3 separate regions of the Mus musculus genome follow, and all the other regions are linked to region 1. Evidence: chromatin loops called from intact Hi-C (ENCODE). Cell type or tissue: heart. All regions are shown on one strand.

What was found. A loop is a pair of places that touch in the nucleus more often than their neighbours do. Peaks named below come from ENCODE experiments on the same cell type or tissue, not always from the same donor. Only the 100,000 strongest peaks of a DNase experiment are listed, where the experiment ranks them.
Region 2: a loop joins it to region 1, with 5 times the contacts of the local background. A loop is called at or near these places in 7 of 42 quality-filtered maps.
Region 3: a loop joins it to region 1, with 2.2 times the contacts of the local background. A loop is called at or near these places in 2 of 42 quality-filtered maps.

The regions. Positions count from the first base shown.
Region 1 is chr1:177,440,353-177,442,852 of GRCm38, forward strand. Zbtb18 (zinc finger and BTB domain containing 18) reads left to right here and starts at 1,999. Exons shown (of 2, transcript NM_001355099.1): 1 at 1,999-2,243. In heart, CTCF peaks have their summits at 1,242 and 1,444; a DNase peak (open chromatin) is centred at 1,729; H3K4me3 peaks cover 2,296 bases; H3K27ac peaks cover 1,802 bases.
Region 2 is chr1:177,635,867-177,638,366 of GRCm38, forward strand. No RefSeq gene overlaps it. Among named protein-coding and RNA genes, the nearest start is that of 2310043L19Rik, 5.8 kb to the right of the region's middle. In heart, no CTCF peak of the experiment used is centred here; a DNase peak (open chromatin) is centred at 1,385; H3K27ac peaks cover 399 bases.
Region 3 is chr1:176,813,360-176,815,859 of GRCm38, forward strand. It overlaps Sdccag8 (serologically defined colon cancer antigen 8), which reads left to right and starts at 1,301. Exons shown (of 18, transcript NM_029756.3): 1 at 1,301-1,696. The coding sequence starts at 1,630. It also overlaps a transcript of Cep170 not described here. In heart, no CTCF peak of the experiment used is centred here; DNase peaks (open chromatin) are centred at 222, 792 and 1,352; H3K4me3 peaks cover 2,353 bases; H3K27ac peaks cover 1,986 bases.

The sequences.
Region 1 (2,500 bases):
CTATTTATCAAGAGGTTTGTTAACCCCTTATTGTTAGCTTTTAATTGGTGAAACATGGCTTTATAAATATAAACATCTTTTTCCTTTTATCCTCTTGAATTCTCCATGAAACATATAGATTTCTTTTTATGTTTCTTTCTTTTTCTTTCTTTTTTTTTTTTTTTTAAGTATTTCATTCATCTAGAATACTGGTAGGCACATGAGGTGGCTCAAGCCTTTAATCCCAGCCCTTGGGAGGCAGAGGCTGGCAGATCTGTGTGAGTTCAAGGCCAGCTTAGTCTACATGTGAGTTCCAGAACAGTAAGGACCATCTAATGCAGAGACCCTGTCTCAAACAGCCAAATCAAACTACAACAAACACCACCTGTAAACTCCCAAAATGTCTAAACAAATTGAGAGTGGGTCTTTCTTCTGGGAAGCACGGGGGGGGGGGGGGTAAGAAATTCGGGTTGAATCTGAGGATGCCCCTGAGGCCCGCCCTCCCCCCCCCGCCCTCCCCCCCCCCCCCCGCCCCCATCCATCATGAGGATTTAAGAGATTTGAGGAAAGAGTAGAAACCATTACTGTTTCCAACAGAATATCAAAGTTTTGGGAACTTGGCGTAGTATGTGTGTTCATTAGCAATTCAATATGTCTGATTTGCCCACACAATTACTTTCAACTTCTTTACTAGTTTGTCCTGGAAGAAAGAGAAAGCAGATTTTGCTCAGCTGCAAGGTTTCCTGGTGAGTTGGTTAGCAACCAGGCTTGCCAGTCAGCGTTCACATAGCAAACAGTAAACACATTTCATTTAGACAATTACTAGTGTGTTGACTTCCTCGCTATGCACTTTTCTTATTGTCTTGAATCATTCTCTCCCCTGCTTGTTACTCAACTTTTTACTTGTGTGTTATTCTTGCCTTCCATTATCTTGAGGGCAGAAATTTTCTACATTTCCTCTTTGCTGGTTAGGCACAAAGAACAGGTAAGGAAGAAGTTTATCTGAAGGGAGAGAGGTGCAACACAAAATAAGGTCTCTCCCTTCCTTACAAAGCCGTGGCTCCTTACGCACCAATTAAGGAACAGACTAAAGCGTCTACAAGTATCAATCTCACTGGAAAGGTCTAAGACTGGTCTCGGGGCAGTGTCTTTGCTTGTCACGGAGAGTACAGACGGGACGCGGGGATCGTGAAAAGAAACGCAGCTGCAACTTGAACAGAGGACGCCGGGGAAAGGCGCCTCTCACAGCCGCTAGGAGCTTGTAGCTCGCATGCACCTGGCGACCGACTCGGCAGGCCGGAGGCGGCGCGTCCCTGAGGAGAACGGGGCCTGGGCGAGCACCGCAGGAGGGCCAGACCCAGCGGCCCCAGGCTGGCCCTGGCCAGCTGCGGCCCCGCGCGCTCGGCCTCCCCGGGACACCTGCCCCGAGAAAAAGTATACTTATGGCCGTCGCGGTGCACGCGGACTCGCTCGCTCCACACCCCCAGAGCGCGCTTGTCTCCAGCCGGGAAGCAGGCCCCTCCCCGCGCAGCTGTCGCCGCCGCCTGCGGGCTCCTTTCACTTTCTCACGGCCAAGTCACCCAGAGGGGAGCCACTGCCGCCGCTACTGCCGCCGCCGCCGCCGCCGCGGTCCGCGAGCTCCGCCCCTCCCCGAGAAGACCACGCCCACCCAACAGTCGCCGTCTGCGATTGGCGCGCGCAAGCGGCAGCTCCTGACCGCCACTCCTATTGGTCGAGCTGCCCCGTCAGTCCCGCCGCTTCTCCGCCCTCCCGGAACACCGCGCTTCTACTGGGCGCCACCGAGGCCGGGGGCGGGCCAGAGACCGGGGCCCGCCGCTTTCGCTCAATCGCTGAGCGGCCGGCAAGGGGCGGCCCGGTCGGGCGGGGCCACATCTGGGCCGCGCCGCCGCGTGCGTGCGTGTGCGTCGTCCGCCCCCCGCCCGCGCCCCGCCCGCCCCGCCCCCCGGCCCGGCGCCGCGCTCGCCCGCCCGCCCGCCCGCTCCCGCCCGTGCGTCTGGCAGGCTGCGGCCGCCGCTGGGCTGCTGCCATGGGGAGCCGTTGAAAGAGTGGGGCCCTGTGGCTCGGCCGCGCGCCTCAGGCTGCCAGCGCGGGCGGGGGGCGGCGGGGGCGCGCGGGGCCCGGGCCGGGGCCGGCGGGCGGGCGGGGGCCGGCGGAGGACGCCCACAAGTCCAGCGGCGGCGGCGGCGGCAGAGGAGGAGGAGGAGGAGGACGCGGCGGGGACGCGGCGACTCGGGCCGCTCCGTGTGAGTCCCCGCGCCCGCCCTGCCCCGCTGCCGACCGTGGGCTCCCGCCGGGCGGAGTTAGTTAGTGTGGCGGAGGGCAGGCGGTGCGGGCTCGCCTCGCCTCGCCTGGCCGCGCTCCCCGGCCGGTGCAGCTGCGGCGCGGGGCGGACTCGGTGCAGCTGCGGCGGCGCCTCCCGGTGCGGAGGGCGGGCGGGCGGGCGGGGGAGGGGGCCGGGCCGCCGCAGCTGCAGCGCCCGGGACGGCCGCGGCTCCGGGGC
Region 2 (2,500 bases), 200 kb after region 1:
CCTTTGAATCCGTGCTTCATGTCTCAAGATTTAATGAGGTGCCACCTCAGCATCCTCATGTGCAGAGTCACCAGGTCACCCTCAAGCAGAAAGGACCAGTCCCAAGAGAAACGGCAGTCCGAAGCAGTGCAAGTTCTTGGCCAGTGACCAGGTAGCCCAGGGAGTGGTGCTACCGCTTTCAGAATGAATCTTCCCTCCTTGGTTAAACTCACTCCTTCCCACAAGAGACCCAGACTCCCAGTTTATTATATACTCTCACAGAAGTACCCAGAGACTTGTCTCCTAGGAGATACATCAGGTTGGTGGTGAAAGTGACCAACACTCATCCATCTTCTAGTCCACCGCCCAACCTGACCTTCTGCTTTCTTTCCCATGGGCCAAATTATAATTCATTGGGAGGTTGGGCTGCTCAGGAGTCAGAATATCAAAAACTGGGAGCCTGGAATCCTATATGAGTTTTGTTTCCCCAAGTCCCCACGGGAGTGGCAGAGTAGTCTGGAGCAGAAATTAGCTGCCGACACATGTGAGGCTCAGCTGTGCATCCATCTGAGTGAGGACACACTTGGAGGAATGCTTCCCCTCTGGTTGCATGGACATCTCTTTGTTTCCTTTACATGGCTCCAAGTGCCCCAAACACCTCCTGCTCAGGAAGGTAACTCAGCAGCTCATTAGAGTCCTCTGCCTAACACATATCTTGAAGATAAAACATGGACACGTGGTGTCTGGCTTGTCCAGAACAATCCTGAGGGAAGTTCTAGAATGTGCACAGAAGAGATCTGGGCAGCTGTGTCAGAATGACGAGGAGGAGACGCGAGGTGACCTTACTCCACCCCACCAGAAACCAACCTTTGCAGGCCTGCGCCTGTCTCTCCCGTGTTGGCGCTCTGTCTCTGGTGGACTCCACCGTACCAGCCCAAGCTGCAGCCAATGCCCACAGGGAGACTCTCCCTGGGTGAAGTCCAGAGCTTGCAGGAGCTGCTCTGTCTGGTTTTTAAGAGAGAGGCAAACATGTAACAGGAAACAAGGAGACTGTCTCAGAGCAGGATCAAAGGAAGGGTAAGAGGCGGGGATGGCTGCCGGGTCTTCACAGAAATCAAGCACTCCAGTCACGTTCTCAACAAGTGACTTTCCATCCCTGTGGACTGGCCTGTGCGGATCGCCGAGACTGTCCCTCAAGCATCAGGAAAAATACAGGCCCACAGACAGCAGTGTTTGCTGGCATCAGTTCTATCCCGACTGGGGTTCCTCCCTGAAGCTCCCCACACTGGTTCCTCTGTTCCAAGCTGAGCATGAGAACTTGAGTTCCTTGATCCATTGAAATCCACCCTTCTCGTCTGGGTGCTCCCCAGTCCCCACCGAGTGCCAGGATACTATCCTCACTGGAGCAAAGGTAACAAAGCAGCCTTTTCCTCAGGAAATCCCTCCTTAATTGCTCCAAACCAGTTTCCCTTCCAACACAATACATTTTCCTTCATAGCGCCTAATAGAAGTATAATTAACCAGCCAGTCAAGTTGGGTGCTGCACGTCCATTTAGCGTTTGCCTCTCTGCCATCTTCGGAGGTGTTGTGTGGTGGAGCGGTTCATTACCGGCTGAGCTGTTCTCTGTTTACAGGAACAGACACTGGTACTCAGTAGGCTCCCAGTGTCTGCTCACTGAATGAATCCATGAAGGATGTCATTAGTCCCCCAAGGGCATGTAGTCACCTAGGAAGCAAGGGCAGGGCCCTCCAGCTCTGGCTGTTAAGTCATCCCCAACATAGCTTAGTGACTGGCAAAGACTCAGGAATCTAGCCGGGATACCGTACCTGCCACTTACGACTGTGTGACATTGAGAAAGTTGTAATGTCACTCTGTTCCTCAGTTGTCCTATCTGTGAACTGGGTAGAGCGAGAGTGCCCACTTCGCTGACTCATTGAGTATAAGGGATTTAGCACAGTATCTGGCAGGTGCTGAACTTGCTTCCATTCTCCTGCGAGGCCCAGAAAAGAAAGTAAATTGAATGCTGGCAAAAGTGGCAGAGGGGGGGCTGGTGAGATGGCTCAGTGGGTTGGAGCACCCGACTGTTCTTCCGAAGGTCCAGAGTTCAAATCCCAGCAGCCACATGGTGGCTCACAACCATCCGTAACAGGATTTGACCCCTCTTCTGGAGTGTCTGAAGACAGCTACAGTGTACTTGCATATAATAAATAAATAAATAAATCTTAAAAAAAAAAAGTGGCAGAGGGATAGCTGGGAGGGTTTTGACTGGAAAGGAAGCCTCGAGGGAAAACATCTCGCTGAGCATTTGTCAGGCAAGTATAAACAAAGCCCAGGCAGGGGCAGACCACAGAGTGCCTCTCTTGACCAGTCTAACTAGAGAGGAAAGAATCTCTTTGAAATAGATGAGATTGTGATGTTTTCATTAAATATTCACAAATTTGTAGAGTGGAGGATGCTGCCCTACCATAAACTCAACTTCATACAATGTAGAGTCACACACACACACACACACACACACAC
Region 3 (2,500 bases), 630 kb before region 1:
GAAGCCACTCGCTCCTCCCGTGGGTTTACTACCGAGCTGGAGGCTACGTGGTGTGCTGTCGCCCGGCAGCCTGCGTGACAGCACGTCTTCCACGCCCTCCCAACGCCATCTGAAGGCTAGTCGTCCGTCACCCCCTCCTCACCGCCGCCACCCTCCTCACACCCCGAAACCAACCCTACAAAAGGGATGGGCGCCCTGGAAAACTCCCTTGCCCAGCGGCAGCGCAGCCATTCCTTAGACGCTCCGCCCGCAGCGTTCCCAGGCAGCTCAGGCGGCGGCTACACAAAGCGGGAGTGAACAGAAGAGGACCGGGCGCACTGAAGGGAAGCCGGCCCTGTGCAGCCGGCCGCAGCCCATGGGGGAGGGGAGGGAGGGGACGGGAGGGCGGCGGCCGCGCGGGGCGTCCCGGTGGCGCCCCTCGCCCTCCAGGCCCGCACTCCATCCCGCCGCGGGCCGCGCCCAGGCCCCGGCCCCGGCCGCCGGAGCTATGGATGTGCAGAATCCCGGGCCATGCCGACCCCGAGCGCATCACTTACCCCTCACCGCAGAGAGGGACCGGACCGGGAGGCGGGGCGCGGCGCGTCCCGTCTGTCTCTGCCACGCTGTCCTCCCCCCACCCCCTCGCCGTTGTCGTCGTCGTCGTCGCCGCCGCCGTGGAGCTGGGGGCCCCTCGGTTCCGCTGGGCAATAACGTTATTCCACACACGCCCCACACATAGCGGGAACGGCAGCGAACGGCAGCTCAGTGCGCAGGCGCCTCGCAAAGGGCAGCGAGCCAGGTCCTCTCCCTCCTCCAGCCAGGGCCCAGCGATGCCTCACTGCGCAGGCGCCAGACCCAGACAATGAAAGGGGGCTTTGCAGAGGGTCTCACCCACACGCTCTCGCAGCTGCCCACTGCGCAGGCGTGCCCTCAAGACAGTCTTGAACAATAAAGAGCCGCTTGGCTGGAGTGGGACCGCAACCAACCAGGACTACGATTCCCAGCGGGCAGCGCGCCAACTCCACGCGGAGGGCGGGGCTCTGAGCAGGCTAGGAGTTGCAGTGTCCGTCACTTTCACAGTTTGGCTGTTTGGAAGATTTACACTTCATTTTCTAGAGAAAAACAGTTTTGACAGAACTCCTAACTAAAACCGAGTTTGCAGTGAATGCTTGCGAGGGCTCAGGGATCAACTCCACACCGGCCCGTTTTGAAGAGTCTTAAGTCCTTCACCGGGCCGGTTCTGTCAGCGAGTCTATCCAGCTGGCTGAGGATGGCAGGACAGCGGGACTAATCCAAGCGATGCAAAAGGGAAAGGGCGCGGCGCGCCAACCCGTCTCTTGGCAACAGCCTCAGGCCGCTAAACTGTCGGAGTGGCGCTCCGAGCGCATAGCCCTCTGGGAAGCGTAGTATAGCTGGAAGGCTCATAGGACTCTCGAGGCTGCAGGCTTTAAGCCTGAGAACTACAATTCCCGACGTTCACCATGAGGGCCAGGGGGTAGGAAGAGCCCCTAGGAGCTCGGTCCGGGGTTCCTGGTTCCCTAGTGACAGCAGCGACAGGAAGCAGGCAGGCATCCCCTCATCCCCAGCGCTAGGCCTGTCCTCGGAGGGGTGCACTGGATACTTTCCCGCATAACTCCCATCTCTGACCCCATGGCGAAGTCCCCAGGGAACTCTACCCTGGAGGACAGTCTGGGGCAATACCAACGGAGTCTCCGGGGTGAGTTGCTCCGAATCTCAGTGCCTAGTAGCTCTTAGGTACCACGGGCAATAGTGGGTTGTTTTTTGTTTTTTTGTTTTTGTTTTGTTTTGTTTTTTCCAGAGACTTTCCTTGAGCACTAGCCAGGCTGTGGAGGAAGACGACCGATGTTGCTCTGACCTTATGGATGAAATCTTTTAGTTTTGTTTTTAGGATTAAGCAGCATTATCCTTATCCTTGTGGTTGGTTACCTGACCCAACAAGGAACCTACATCTTGATTTAAGTGTCTTATCAACCAGTGCCAGCACAAACTCATGGGCAGCTCCATGCCACTTTTACCCTGTTGCCATACTGTTGCTGTTTAATTCAATAAATTCCTTATTTATATTTCTTACACATGCAAATTCTGGTGTAGTATAGCAAATCTGACGTATAAGTCCAGAAAGAAAACACTAATAGTTATTTGAAATAATACAATATCTACTGATCTACATTATTTTCATATAGCAAAGTATTTAAAACTTTATCTCACTAATGACTCCATTTTACTGGTCAGGAAACCAAAGCCAAAACTCACACAGCTGGTTGGTAGCGGCAAAGGCATGTACAGAATTCAGGCCTATCCACCTTCAAAGCCTATGCCTTTCTTATTAATCAAGTAATAATTACTATAATCGAAGCCTAGCTTAGTTAATTCAAGTTTTCTGAGCAAAGAACCAGAAGAATAATTATCTGGCAAAGTGCTCTCCATACTCATAGCTAGCTAGCTCTGTTCTTTTGACCACATGTGAAATCTCCGGAAACTTGAGACTTTGTTATAGTGA